2 separate regions of the Homo sapiens genome follow, and region 2 is linked to region 1. Evidence: chromatin contacts called from ENCODE Hi-C data. All regions are on one chromosome and are shown on one strand. Each heading gives the region's core, a stretch centred on a gene start or an enhancer-like site at or near the end of the contact. The rest is flanking DNA. Distances are from core to core; before and after follow the strand shown.

What was found. A loop is a pair of places that touch in the nucleus more often than their neighbours do. Pooled maps may share reads with other maps.
Region 2: a pooled map shows a loop between it and region 1 (22-fold over the local background). The contact joins the promoter of MAP2K2 here to the promoter of PIP5K1C in region 1. A Hi-C loop is called at or near these places in 5 of 50 pooled maps.

The regions. Positions count from the first base shown.
Region 1 is chr19:3,697,982-3,704,386 of GRCh38, forward strand. It overlaps PIP5K1C (phosphatidylinositol-4-phosphate 5-kinase type 1 gamma), which reads right to left and starts at 2,487. Exons shown (of 18, transcript NM_012398.3): 1 at 2,316-2,487. The coding sequence starts at 2,409. RefSeq lists an enhancer at 1,544-2,327 and silencers at 2,026-2,165, 2,246-2,735.
Region 2 is chr19:4,122,554-4,129,347 of GRCh38, forward strand. It overlaps MAP2K2 (mitogen-activated protein kinase kinase 2), which reads right to left and starts at 1,569. Exons shown (of 11, transcript NM_030662.4): 1 at 1,231-1,569. The coding sequence starts at 1,322. RefSeq lists silencers at 1,162-1,411, 1,602-1,721.

The sequences.
Region 1 (6,405 bases), core at 1,237-3,736:
GCTTTGCCTCCCATCGGATCAGCCGAAATCGCCAAGGACGATGACACTGGGAGCTGGCAGTGCCGTGGGAAACGGGCAGCCTCCCTCGGCCCCTGTCGGACAAGGCTCCCGCTGTAGCTGAGCTTTCTGGAAGGTGTCGCCATCGCTTCTAACAGTGAGCGGTGACTCCAGAAACCACGGGCATGGGCCTCAGCAGGGGCCTGGAGGCACCGATGGTGGAGAGGCCGGAAAGGGGTGGCCAACCGGCACGACAATCACCAAGCACGAGCGCCAACTCATCCCAGGCTCAGCCCCTAGCACACACGGTCATCACCCCACTTCACAGACGGGACGCTGAAGCCCGGGGAAGTGACGGCCACACAGCACCTGAAGCGCGGAGCTGGGAGGGGGACATCGGCGGGACCAACTCTGGGGCTCCCCCTTAACCACTGCCTGGCGCTCGCCCTCTCTACAAACCGATACCAACATAGGGTGGGGAGACTCCAGATGACCAGAGATAAAAAGCAAGCAGTTCACAGAGTCATAAACGTGTGGCATTTCTCACCAGGGCCGTCCTGCCCCCAGGGGACACTGAACGGTGTCTGGGTCACTTGTGGCTGTCACAACTGGCAGGTGCTCCTGGCATGGAGTGGGCAGAAGCCAGGGGCGTTGCTCAGCACCCCTAATTTCCTGACTCAAAATACCTCTGCCAAGGCACAGAAGCCCCAGTGAGGCATGAAACCATCTCGGTGAAGAACAAGCAGGCCCCTTTATGTGCTCACGTCTCTGTGGCCCAGCCAGGCACAACCTAAACTCACCAGCGCTAACATCAGGAGGGATGGCGTTGGAGGAGTGAGGCAACTCTGAATTTTAAACATTCAGAAGCAGTATATGGCCAGCTGGGGTCAGATTTCTGTGGATTTCAGGGATGGGCAGAGATGCCAGACCCTGACCTTCCAGCCCTCCCCGGCCCCCCACCCCCACCCCCCCACTCCCCCGCTCTCCCACCCCACCACCATGCTCAGTCTGGAGCTGGCAACTTTATCTGTCCCCGGTGCTCCCAGAGCCCCTGATAAGATGAATGGTCGCGGTGTGGTTTTCTTTTGGTCAGCGAGTCCTGGGCTACTTTGTCTCTGACCAGCTGGGGTCAGAGGGCTGACAGCGGAAGTTGGGGGGCCCAAGAAAGGAACCCGGGCTGGGGCCTGGTGCCCTGCCTGGGTTCCTCCACCATGTCTCTTGCTGGCCAGGCCAGGACACCGGCTGCCCGCAAAGAAAGGGGCGAGGCCACTGGCTCTGGGGAAGGAACCGGGTCACCTACCAAGCGGTTCCAGATGGCCGCCGGGAGGGAAGCCACGAGTGTCTTTCAAGGCGGGGGGTGGGGGGGGGACTTGATGACTTCCACACTCTCTCTCTCTCCAGACATCTCCCCAACTCCCAGGCAGCACGCATCGCCCGCCCGCCCGCTTGCCCGCCTGCCAACCAAGGAAGCTTCGGGAGGCCTGGGGGGAGAAGGAGGACGGATGCCCGTGTGGGTGTCTACAGAGACGCTGCTGCTGGCTGCCTGGGAGGAGCAGAGGATTTTGTGAATCCGGAAACTTCCGATTTGGGAGCTTGTGACCTCGACTGAGAAGGAACTGTTCCCTTCCTCTGGGCTCTGCACACCGTCCCCACAGAAGGGAAGGCCCAGCTGCCGCCACCTACCCGGCTGGAGGTCCAGGAAGCAGCTAAAGGGGGCATGAGACAGCCGTGCCCCCCGCCCAGCCCGCAGCCCCACCAGTGTGTCCTGGGGGAAGGCTCGGGGAGAGGAAAAGGGGGCGACAGGGCACCCTGTGTGCACAGCCGGGGCGGTGGAGGCATCTTGAGATGTAACCCTTTTCCTCCCCTCATTTTAGCAGGGAGGTAAACTGAGGCCCAGGAAGGTGAGGAAAGGTCGCGCACCCGGACTCAGGTCTGGGGACTTACAGAAAGGGAGGTGACATCAGGAGGTGGGCACGCACGGCCTCAGAGACCCCCGCCTCCACCCAAGCAGCCGCCACTCACACGACGGGCAGCCCCTGGGAGCGGGTCAGGCAGAACGGGGATCCCCAGCGGCGCCCACGCCGAGTCGCCCCCGGCCCGGGAGCGGTGGGAGGTAGCCCCTCGCAGGCCTCCCGCTTCCCGGCGCGGCTTCAGCCCCGTCCTCCCCGCGGCTCCAGGGGACTGCCCCGCCCCAGGCTCCTGGAACCGGCGGCGCCCCCGCAGCGACCGTGCAGCCCCCGCCCCGGCCCCGCAGCCCCGCGACTCTCGGCGCTCGGACGAGCCCAGCGGGCCGCAGCCCCGGGAGGCCGGGCCGTTACCTGCCGCCGCCCCGCTCTCTGCCGCCCACGCCGCCTCCGAGGGCACGGCCCCCGCCTCAGCGCTCTCCGCCTCGTCCGGTACCTCCAGCTCCATGGCCGCGCGCGGACGGCGGCGGGGGCGCCCGAGGGGGACCCGAGCTGCGACCGCCGCCGCCGAACAACAAGCGCCGCCGGCCAAGGGAGGGCGCGCCGGGCCGGCGCGGGGCGGACGGGGCGGGGCCTGCGTGCGTGCGACGCCGCGGACGGCGCGCGGCCAATCGGGGCTCGGGGGCGGGGCCTGCTTGCGACCCGCAGCCAGGAGCGCCTCGAGTGCCCCCTCGCGCCCAGGGGTGGGAGTACAGAGCCAGGCTCGCCATTCCATCGTATTAGGTCAGTAAGATTGACAGGCACGATACGTATCAATAACATTGCTGTGCACAACACATACCAATAACATGGATCTACACAACACATGACAATAATATGGATCTATACAGCACGTGCCAATAATATGGATGTACACAGCACATGCCAATAACATGGATCTAAACAGCACATGCCAATAACAGGGACCTGCACAGCGCATGACAATAACATGGATCTGGCCGGGCGCGGTGACTCACGCCTATATTCCCGGCACTTTGGGAGGCCGAAGAGGGCGGATCACCTGAGGTCAGGAGTTCAAGACCATCCTGACCAACATGGTGAAATCCTGTCTCTACTAAAAATACAAAAAATAGCTGGGCGTGGTGGCACATGCCTGTAATCGCGGCTACTCGGGAGGCTGAGGCAGGAGAATCGCTGGAACCCAGGAGGGAGAGGTTGCAGTGAGCTGAGATCGCACCATTGCCCTCCAGCCTGGGCCACAGAGTGAGACTCTGTCCCAAAAAAAACCACACATGGACCTACACAGCACATGCCAATAACATGGAGTTACCCAATGCATGCCAATAACATGGATATACACAATACATGCCAATAACACGGATATGCACAATACATGCCAATAACATGGATATACACAATACATGCCAATAACATGAATCTATACTATATCATTGACATGGATCTACATAAAACATACAAATAGCATTGCTATATGCAATACATGCCAATCACATTGCTATACACAATGAATACCAATAACATTGATCTACACAATACATGTAACTAACATTGATACACACACTACATGTCAATAACATTGATATACACACTACATGCCAATAACATGGATATACACACTACATGCCAATAACATTGATATACACACTACATGCCAATAACATTAATGTACACACTACATGTCAATAACATTGATATACACACTACATGTCAATAACATTGATATGCACAAAATATACCAATAACAGTGATATACACAGTACATGTAAATAATATTGATCTACACAGGGCCGGGCGCGGTGGCTCATGCCTGTAATCCCAAGACTTTGGGAGGCCGAGGCGGGCGGATCACGAGGTCAGGAGATTGAGACCATCCTGGTTAACATGGTGAAACCCCGTCTCTACTAAAAATACAAAAAATTAGCCAGGCGTGGTGGCGGGCGCCTGTAGTCCCAGCTACTTGGGAGGCTAAGGCAGGAGAATAGGGTGAACCTGGGAGGCAGAGCTTGCAGTGAGCTGAGATCGTGTCACTGCACTCCAGCCTGGGCAACAGAGCGAGACTCCATATCAAAAAAAAATATATATATATATAGATCTACACAATACATGTTATTAACATTGATCTACGCAATACATATCAATAACATTTGCAATTAACTACCTGTTTATTATCATATTGCAAATAATATTTATATTCCATCGTTTGTATTACGTAAGTATAGATATGTTATTGTTTTCTTTATATTATTTTATCAATAATAATACAGTTTGCTATTATAAGAAACATATAATTATAGAAATACATAATAAATTATATATATTTATGCAAATGTAAGTAGCAATATTTATATCCTTCTTTTTTTTTTTTGAGATGGAGTCTTGCTGTTGTTGCCCAGGCTGGAGTGCAGGGGGGCGATCTGAGCTCACTGCAACCTCTGCCTCCAGGGTTCAAGTGATTCTCCTGCCTCACCCTCCCAAGTAACTAGGACTACAGGTACGTGCCACCACGCCCGGCTAATTTTTGTATTTTTAGTAGAGATGAGGTTTCGCCATGTTGGCCAGGCTGGTCTTGAACGCCTGACCTCGTGATCTTCCCGCCTCAGCTTCCCAAAGTGCTGGGATTACAGGTGTGAGCCACTGCGCCCGGCCATATTTATGTTCTTTATATAAGCACATAATAAGGCTTATGTTGTTTATGTTAATTTAAGTAATAACGTTTATATTATTTACATAAATGTAAATCATAATGATTATATTACCTATGCACATAAATAATGTTTGGGGTGGGCACAGAGGCTCCCGCCTGTAATTCCAGCACTTTGGGAGGCCAAGGCAGGAGGATTACTTGAGCTCAGGAGTTCTAGACCAGCCTGGGTAACATAGTGAGCCCTCTCATCTCTACAAAAAAAATTTTTTTAATTAGCTAGGTGTAGTGAGACCCCTCATCTTTACAAAAAAAATTGTTTTTTAATTAGCCAGCTACTTAGTAGGCTAAGGTGGGAGGACTGCTTGAGCCCGGGAACTCAAGGCTGCAGTGAGCTATGATCGCACCACTGCACTCTGGCCTGGGCAACAGAGAAAGACCCCGTCTGTCCCCGCAAAAAAAAAAAACAAACAAAAAAAACAAAAAGACAAATTCTGTGTGGTTCCACTCCTAGGAGGTCCCTAGAGTTGTCACATTCACAGAGACAGAAAGTAGGATGGGGGGTGCCAGGGGCTTGGGGGGAGACGAGGAGTGAGTGTTTCACAGGGGCAGACTTCCAGTCTCAGAAGATGAGAACATTCTGGAGATGATGGCGGTGATGTTTGCACAGCCATGGGAATGTGCTTAAGGCCACGGAGCTGTGCTCTTAGACATGGTGAAAATGGGCCGGGCGCGGGGGCTCACACCTGCAATCCCAGCACTTTGGGAGGCCGAGGTGGGCGGATTACCTGAGGTCGGGAGTTCAAGACCAGCCTGACTAACATGGAGAAACCCCGTCTCTACTAAAAATACAAAATTAGCCAGGCGTGGTGGCGCGTGCCTGTAATCCCAGCTACTCGGGAGGCTGAGGCAGGAGAATCACTTGAACCCGAAAGGCAGAGGTTGCAGTGAGCCAACATGGCACCACTGCACTCCAGCCTGGGCGACAGAGCAAGACTCTGTCTCCAAAAAAAAAAAAAAAAAAAAAAGAAGAAGAAGAAGAAGAAAGAAATGGTGAAAATGGGCCGGGTGCGGTGGCTCACGCCTGTCATCCCAGCACTTTGGGAGGCCGAGGCTGGCAGATCACCTAAGGTCAGGAGTTCAAGACCAGCCTGGTCAATGTGGTGAAACCCTGTCTCTACTAAAAATACCAAAAAATTAGCTGGGCATAGTGGCACAGGCCTATAATCCCAGCTACTCGGGAGGCTGAGGCAGGAGAATCACTTGAACCTGAGAGGCAGAGGTTGCAGTGAGCCAACATGGCACCACTGCACTCCAGCCTGGGCAACAGAGCAAGACTCGAAAAAAAAGAAATGGTGAAAATTGTGAATTGTATGTTGTGCGTATTTTACTACCATTTTTTGTTTTTTCTTTTTTGAGATGAGTCTTGCTCTGTTACCCAGGCTGGAGTGCAGTGGCGTGATCTCGGCTTACTGCAGCCTCTGCCTCCCAGGTTCAAGCGATCCTCCCACCTCAGCCTCCCAAGTAGCTGAGACCACAGGTGTGTGCTACCATACCTGGCTAATTTTTGTAATTTCAGTAGAAATGGGATTTCACTGTGTTGGCCAGGCTGGTGTCAGGTGATCTGCCCACCTCGGCCTCCCAAAGTGTGAGGATTACAGGCGTCAGCCACTGCAGGCGGCCTTGACCATTTTAAGGCTCCAGGAAGAGTTCTTTGGACGCAGGTCATGGACAGAGCTCCTGATTCACCCAGAATCTGTTTTGAAAAAAGATTTAGACCACTGGCTCTCAAGGTGTGGTCCCTGGGCCAGCCACATCAGCCTCACCCTGGGAGCTTGTTAG
Region 2 (6,794 bases), core at 319-2,818, 420 kb after region 1:
GACACATCCTCTCCTCCCAGGGACCCCCTCAACCCCATCTCACAATTCAGGGGCCCTGCACCCCATCTTCTCTCTGCAAGGACATCTCCTTGGCCTGATCTCACGACTTAGGGATTCCAAACCCCATCTTTTCCCCAAAGGGATCTCCCCTCACTCCAATCTCATTACTCAGGGACCCCACCATCTCCCCGATTTCACTATTCAGGGACCGTTCACCCCATTTCACTACTCAGAGACCTACCACCATTCTGCTACTCAGTGACTCCATGCCCTGTCTTTTCCCACAGGGACCTCCCTTGGCCCTATCTCATTATTGAGGGACCCTTACCCCGTCTTTTCCTACCAGGGACCCTACCCCATCTCAGTCTCATTACTCAGGGACCCCTCACCCCATCCTCTCCCCTCTGGAGCCCCCTTGCCCAGATTTCCTCCTCAGGGGCTGCCTGACCTCCCCACACCCCATCCTCTCCTCTCAGGAATGCCCTGCACCCCGATTTCCCTACTCAGGGTCTCCCCTCACCCTCATCTCATGACTACGGCAACCTTTACTCCGTCCTTTCCTCTTAGGAACTCTTCACCCTCATTTCACTACTCAAGGACCCCACACTGTGTTCTCTCCTCTTAGAGATACCCCTCACCCCGATCTCACTGCTTGGGGAGCCTCATCCTGTTCTCTCCTTGGGGACACCCCTCATTCCGATTTTCCTACTGAGGGACTCCCCTCACCCCAGCTTCACTTTTCAGAAGCCCCACACCCCATCTTCTGCACTGCAGGGACCTCCCCTCACTCAACCTCGCTGCTCAGGGACCCCTGTCCCCATCCTCTCCTCTTAGAGACATCCTTCACCCCAACTTCACTACTCAGAGACTCCCGTTATCCCAATTCCACTCTTCAGGAACCCCACACCCCATCTTTTCCACCACAAGGACCTCCCCTCGCCCAATCTCACTGCTCAAAGACCCCCCTGCCCCGTGCACCCTTCGCCCCGTCCTCCGAGGGCCCCCTGCCCCGTCCTCCCCCGAGGGCCCCCTGCCCCGTCCTCCCCCGAGGGTCCCCTGCCCTGTCCTCCCCTCGAGAACCCCCTGCCCCGTGCACCACTCACCCCGTCCTCCCCCGTGACCCCCCTGCCTCGTGCACTCCTCGCGAACCCCCGTCCCCTCGCCCCGTCCTTCCCCGAGGGCTCCCTGCCCCGTGCACCCCAAGCCTCCGGCTGACCCCTGCCCACTCACTCGGAGGCGCCCTCGCTGGTAGGGGATGGGCCCTCGGCGATGGTAGGGTTGATGGTGAGCGCCGGCAGCACCGGCTTCCTCCGGGCCAGCATCGGGGCTCCGCGGGCCGGCGGCGGCGGCGCCTCTAGCCGGGGCCCATAGGGGGCGGGCCGGGAGCGGTCGGCGCCTACGCGAGCCCGGGGCTGCGGCCGCGGCCCAGGCCGGCGTCGGGGCGGCCGAGGGCGGGCGGCGCTGCGGGCCTGGGCCGAGGGTAGCCGAGGGGCGCTGGGGCTGAGGCGAGCGAGCCGCTACCGCTGCCGAGGCCCGAAGAAGGCTGACGCCGCAGCCCGAGTCCGAGAGGCAGGGGGAGGGGAGGGGCGGCCACAAGATCGCGGACCGGCTTCTCGCGATAACGGGATCGGGAGCCGCGATGGACCCCACCCCCAGCCGCCGCGCCTGCGCAGCAGCACAAGGCCGCCTTTCGGAGGGGAAAGGGGCGGAGACCGACGCGAGGCGGTGCCGGGACCGGGCGCCCTCGCTTGCCTTACCACGGCGCGTGTGCCCAAGCGCTTGGGGCATGAGGCGCGGGAGCAGGGGAGGAGACGGAGGGATGAAGGCTGGGGTGATGGTCGTGCACAGGTGGGCAGGGTAGCCAGACTCCTGAGAGCCTGTGGTGCCCCAGGCTGGGGCTGAGAGAACCCGTAAGACCCCAGAACAGTGGACGAGACCCACCCAGAGTCCATTTAATCTTTTTGGCAAGCGTGGACACACGCCCCTAGCCCCCACCGCCTTAGAGTGTCAGTTACTCCCCCTCCTTCATCAGAACAAGGCCACTCTAAAACATTTTTAAAATTTATTTTAATTGACAAATAAAATTGCATATATTACTATGCGCATGTTGAAACATTTTTATTATAAAATACACATAACATAAAACTTGTCATTTTAACCATTTCTAAATGCACAGCTCAGCGGCATTAAGCAACCACCACCACCACCATCTCCAGAATTTTCTCATCTTCCGAAACTGAAACACTGTCCCCTATGAAACCTCACTCCCTATCCCCCTCCCCAGCCCCTGGAACCCAACGTCGTACTTCCTGTGAATCTGATGATTCTAGGGACTTCATATGAGTAGGATCACACAGGTTTTGTCCCTTTGTGGCTGGCATATTTCACTGAGGGCCACGTCCTCAAGGTGCCTGTTGTAGCTGTGTTAGATCCACGTTGTAACCTGTGTTAGAATTTACCCACTTGACTACTCCGGGCATACTTCCAATCGGGTAGCCCTGCTCCAAAAAAGAGCAGAAAAAAAAAAAAAAAGAAAAATTTCCCTTTTTTTTTTTTTGAGACGGAGTCTCGCTCTGTCACCCAGGCTGGAGTGCAGTGGTGCGATCTCGGCCCACTGCAAACTCTGCCTCCCGGGTTCACGCCATTCTCCTGCCTCAGCCTCCCGAGTAGCTGGGACTACAGGTGCCCACCACCATGCCCGGCTAATTTTTTTGTATTTTTAGTAGAGACGGGGTTTCACCGTGTTAGCCAGGATGGTCTCCATCTCCTGACCTCGTGATCCACCCGCCTCGATCTCCCAAAGTGCTGGGATTACAGGCGTGAGCCACCGCACCCAGTCAGGATTTTCCTCCTTTTTAAGGCTGAATAATATTCTATTGTGTGCATGGACTATATTTTGCTTATCCATTTATCTGCCACTAGACACTTCGGTGAATCGTGCCGCTATGAACACAGATGTACAAATATCTGTTTGAGTCCTTGCCTTGAGTTCTTTTGGGTATATGTTCTGAAGAGGAATTACTGGATTATATGGTAATTCTATGTTGAACTTTTTGAAGCACCACCTTACTATTTAATACAATAGCCGTACCACTTTATAAGAAAGGTCATAGGCTGGGCGCGGTGGCTCACGCCTGTAATCCCAGCACTTTGGGAGGTCGAGGCGGGTGGATCACCTGAGGTCAGGAGTTGAAGACGAGTCTGGCCAACATGGTGAAACCCCGTCTCTACTAAAACAAAAAAATACAAAAATTAGCCGGGCATGGTGGCGCGTGCCTGTAATCCCAGCTACTCGCGAGGTTGAGGCAGAAGAATTGCTTGAACCCGGGAGGCAGAGGTTGCAGTGAGCCAAGATCACGCCATTGCACTCCAGCTTGGGAGACAAGAGCGAGACTTCGTCTCAAAAAAATCAAACAAACAAACAAACAAACAAATAAATAAATAAAATACAAAAATTAGCCAGGCCTGGCGGTGTGTGCCTATAGTCTCAGCTACTCAGGCGGCTGAGGCAGGAGAATCGCTTGAACCCGGGGGGCAGACGTTGCAGTGAGCCAAGATTGCACCACTGCCCTCCAGCCTGGGCGACAAAGTAAGACTCCGTCTCCAATAAAACAGAACAAAAAAAAATTTAATTTTTTGCCAGGTGCCGTGGCTCACACCTGTAATCCCAGGACCCTGGGAAGCTGAGGTGGGCTGATCACTTGAGGTCAGGAGTTCGAGACCAACCTGGCCAACATGGTGAAACCTCGTCTCTACTAAAAATACAAAAATTACACAGGTGTGGTGGCGGGTGGCTGTAATTCCAGCTACTAGGGAGGCTGAGGTGGGATAACTGAACCCCGGAGGCGGAGGTTGCAGTGAGCCGAGATTGTGCCATCGCATTCCAGCCTGGGCGACAGAGCCAGACTCACGCTCAAAAAACAAAACCAACCAACTGGCCGGGCGCGGTGGCTCACGCCTGTAATCCCAGCACTTTGGGAAGCCAAGGCAGGTGGATCATGAGGTCAAGAGATTGAGACTATCCTGGCCAACATGGTGAAACCCCGTCTCTACTAAAAATACAAAAATTAACTGGGTGTGGTGATGCGTGCCTGTAGTCCCAGCTACTCGGGAGGCTGAGGCAGGAGAATCGCTTAAACCCGGGAGGTGGAGGTTGCAGTGAGCCGAGATCACGCCATTGCACTCCAGCCTGGGCGACCGACCGAGACTCCATCTCGAAAAAAACAAAACAAAACAAAACAACAAACAAAACACTGCTCCTGGGGAAGCCTGCTCCTGGGTTTTTACAATCTGGGCCTTTCAGTTTTACTTCTCATCGCTCCCACCCGCTTGTCCAAAATTCAGATGGATGCATATGTGGCCTCAAATAAGGACAGGCCCTTTCAGAGACAGGGCTATTTCCATGTTCCTTCTGTTTTGCCTAGCAATCTTTCTCCCATTTTATCCTATTTTAGGCTTTTTTTTTCTTTTTAAGACAAGTTCTGACTCTGTCACCCAGGCCTCAGGCTGGAGTGCAGTGGCACGATCATAACTCTCTGCAGCCTCCACCTCCCTGGCTCAAGCGATTCTCCCACCTCAGCCTCCCTAGTAGCCCTGGCTACAAACATACGCCACCACACTCGGCTAATTTTTGTATTTTTTGTCCAGACAGGGTTTCTCCATGTCACTCAGGCTGGTCTCACACTCCTAGGCTCAAGCGATCCTCCTGCCTCGTCCTCAGCAGTGCTGGGACTAGAGCCGTGAGCCACTGCACTCACCTATTAATGCACAAGTTTCTGAAGTTCAATTTCTTGGATTATTACAACTCTATACATCCATGTAACACTTCCCCTTACTCCAGAAAGTCTGTTCACTGCCTTTTTAGTTCATTCTCTTCCTCTGCACCCAGCAGTAGTGAGCTGGTAAATGTTTAACAATGAGCCATTAAAATAAGGAGAGGCCGGGTGTGGTGGCTCACACCTGCAATCCCAGCACTTTGGGAGGCCAAAGCAGGTGATCACTTGAGGTCAGGAGTTCGAGTCCAGCCTGGCCAACATGGTGAAACCCCATCTCTACTAAATATACAAAAATTAGGCTGGTCACGGGTGTAATCACAGCACTTTGGCAAGCCGAGGTGGGCAGATCACCTGAGGTCAAGAGTTCAAGACCAGCCTGACCAACATGGTGAAACCCCGTCTCTACTAAAAACACACAAAAATTAGCCGGGCATGGTGGTGGGCACCTGTAATCCCAGCTACTCGGGAGGCTGAGGCAGGAGAACTGCTTGAACCCCGGAGGTGGAGGTTGCAGTGAGCCAAGATTGTGCCCCTGCACTCCAGCCTGGGCAACAGAGTAAGGCTCCATCTCGGAAAAAAAAAAAAAATTAGCTGGGCATGGTGGCAGGTGCCTGTAGTCTCAGCTACTTGGGAGGCTGAGGCACGAGAATTACTTGAACCTGAGAGGTGGAGGTTGCAGTGAGCCAAGATCGTGCCACCGCACTCCAGCCTGAGGGAGACTCTGTCTCAAAAAAAAAAAAAAAAAGAAGAAGACCAGATGTGGTGGCTCATGCCTATAATCCCTGCACTTTGGGAGGCCGAGGCGGGTGGATCACCTGAGGTCGGGAGTTCGATACCAGCCTGACCAACATGGACAAACCCTGTCTCTACTAAAAATACAAGGCCGGGCGCGGTGGCTCACGCCTGTAATCCCAGCACTTTGGGAGGCTGAGGCAGGCAGATCACGAGGTCAGGAGATCGAGACCAGAGACCATCCTGGCTAACACAGTGAAACCCTGTCTCTACTAAAAATACAAAAAAATTAGCCAGGCGTGGTGGCGGGCACCTGTAGTTCCAGCTACTCAGGAGGCTGAGGCAGGAGAATGGTGTGAACCCGGGAGGTGGAGCTTGCAGTGAGCTGAGATTTCGCCACTGCACTCCAGCCTGGGCAAGAGAGCAAGACTCTGTCTAAAAAAATAAATAAATAAAAATAAAAATACAAAACTAGCCAGGTGTGGTGGCACATGCCTGTAATCCCAGCTACGAGGGAGGCTGAGGCAGGAGAATCGCTTGAACCCAGGAGGTGGAGGTTGTGGTGAGCCGAGATGGTGCCACTGTACTCCAGCCTGGGCAACGAGAGTGAAAGTCAGTCTCAAAAAAAATAAAGTTGACAATGGTATCAAAGATGCTTACGAGTGGCTGTAAGCCAGCTGCAGTCCACTACTACTCCCAAAACCCCCCCAGATTCTGCGTTCTATCCCCATAGATTAGTTTTTGCCTGTTCAAGAGTTTCATGTAAATGGAATTGCACTCATGGTGTCAGTTCTTTTTTTTTTTTTTTTTTTTTGAGACAGAGTCTCACTCTGTCACCCAGGCTGGAGTGCAGTGGCACGATCTCGGCTCACTGCAACTTCCACCTCCGAGGTTCAAGCGATTCCCGTGCCTCAGCCTCCGGAGTAGCTGGGATTATAGGCGTGTGCTACCACACCCAGCTAATTTTTGTATTTTTAGTAGAGATGGGGTTTCACCATATTGGCCAGGCTGGTCTTGAACTCCTGATCTCGTGATCCACCTGCCTCGGCCTCCCAGAGTGCTGGAATTATAGGCTGGGATTACAGGCGTGAGCCACCGCACCCGGCCTGGTGTCAGCTCTTTCTGCTTTAGGACAATGTTTTGTTTTTGGTTTTGGTTTTGTTTTAGACAGGATTTTCCTTTATTGCACAGGCTGGAGTGTAGTGGTGTGATCTCAGCTCACTACAGCCTCCACTTTCTGGGCTCAAGCCATCCTCCCACCTCAGCCTCCGGAGTAGCTGGGACTAC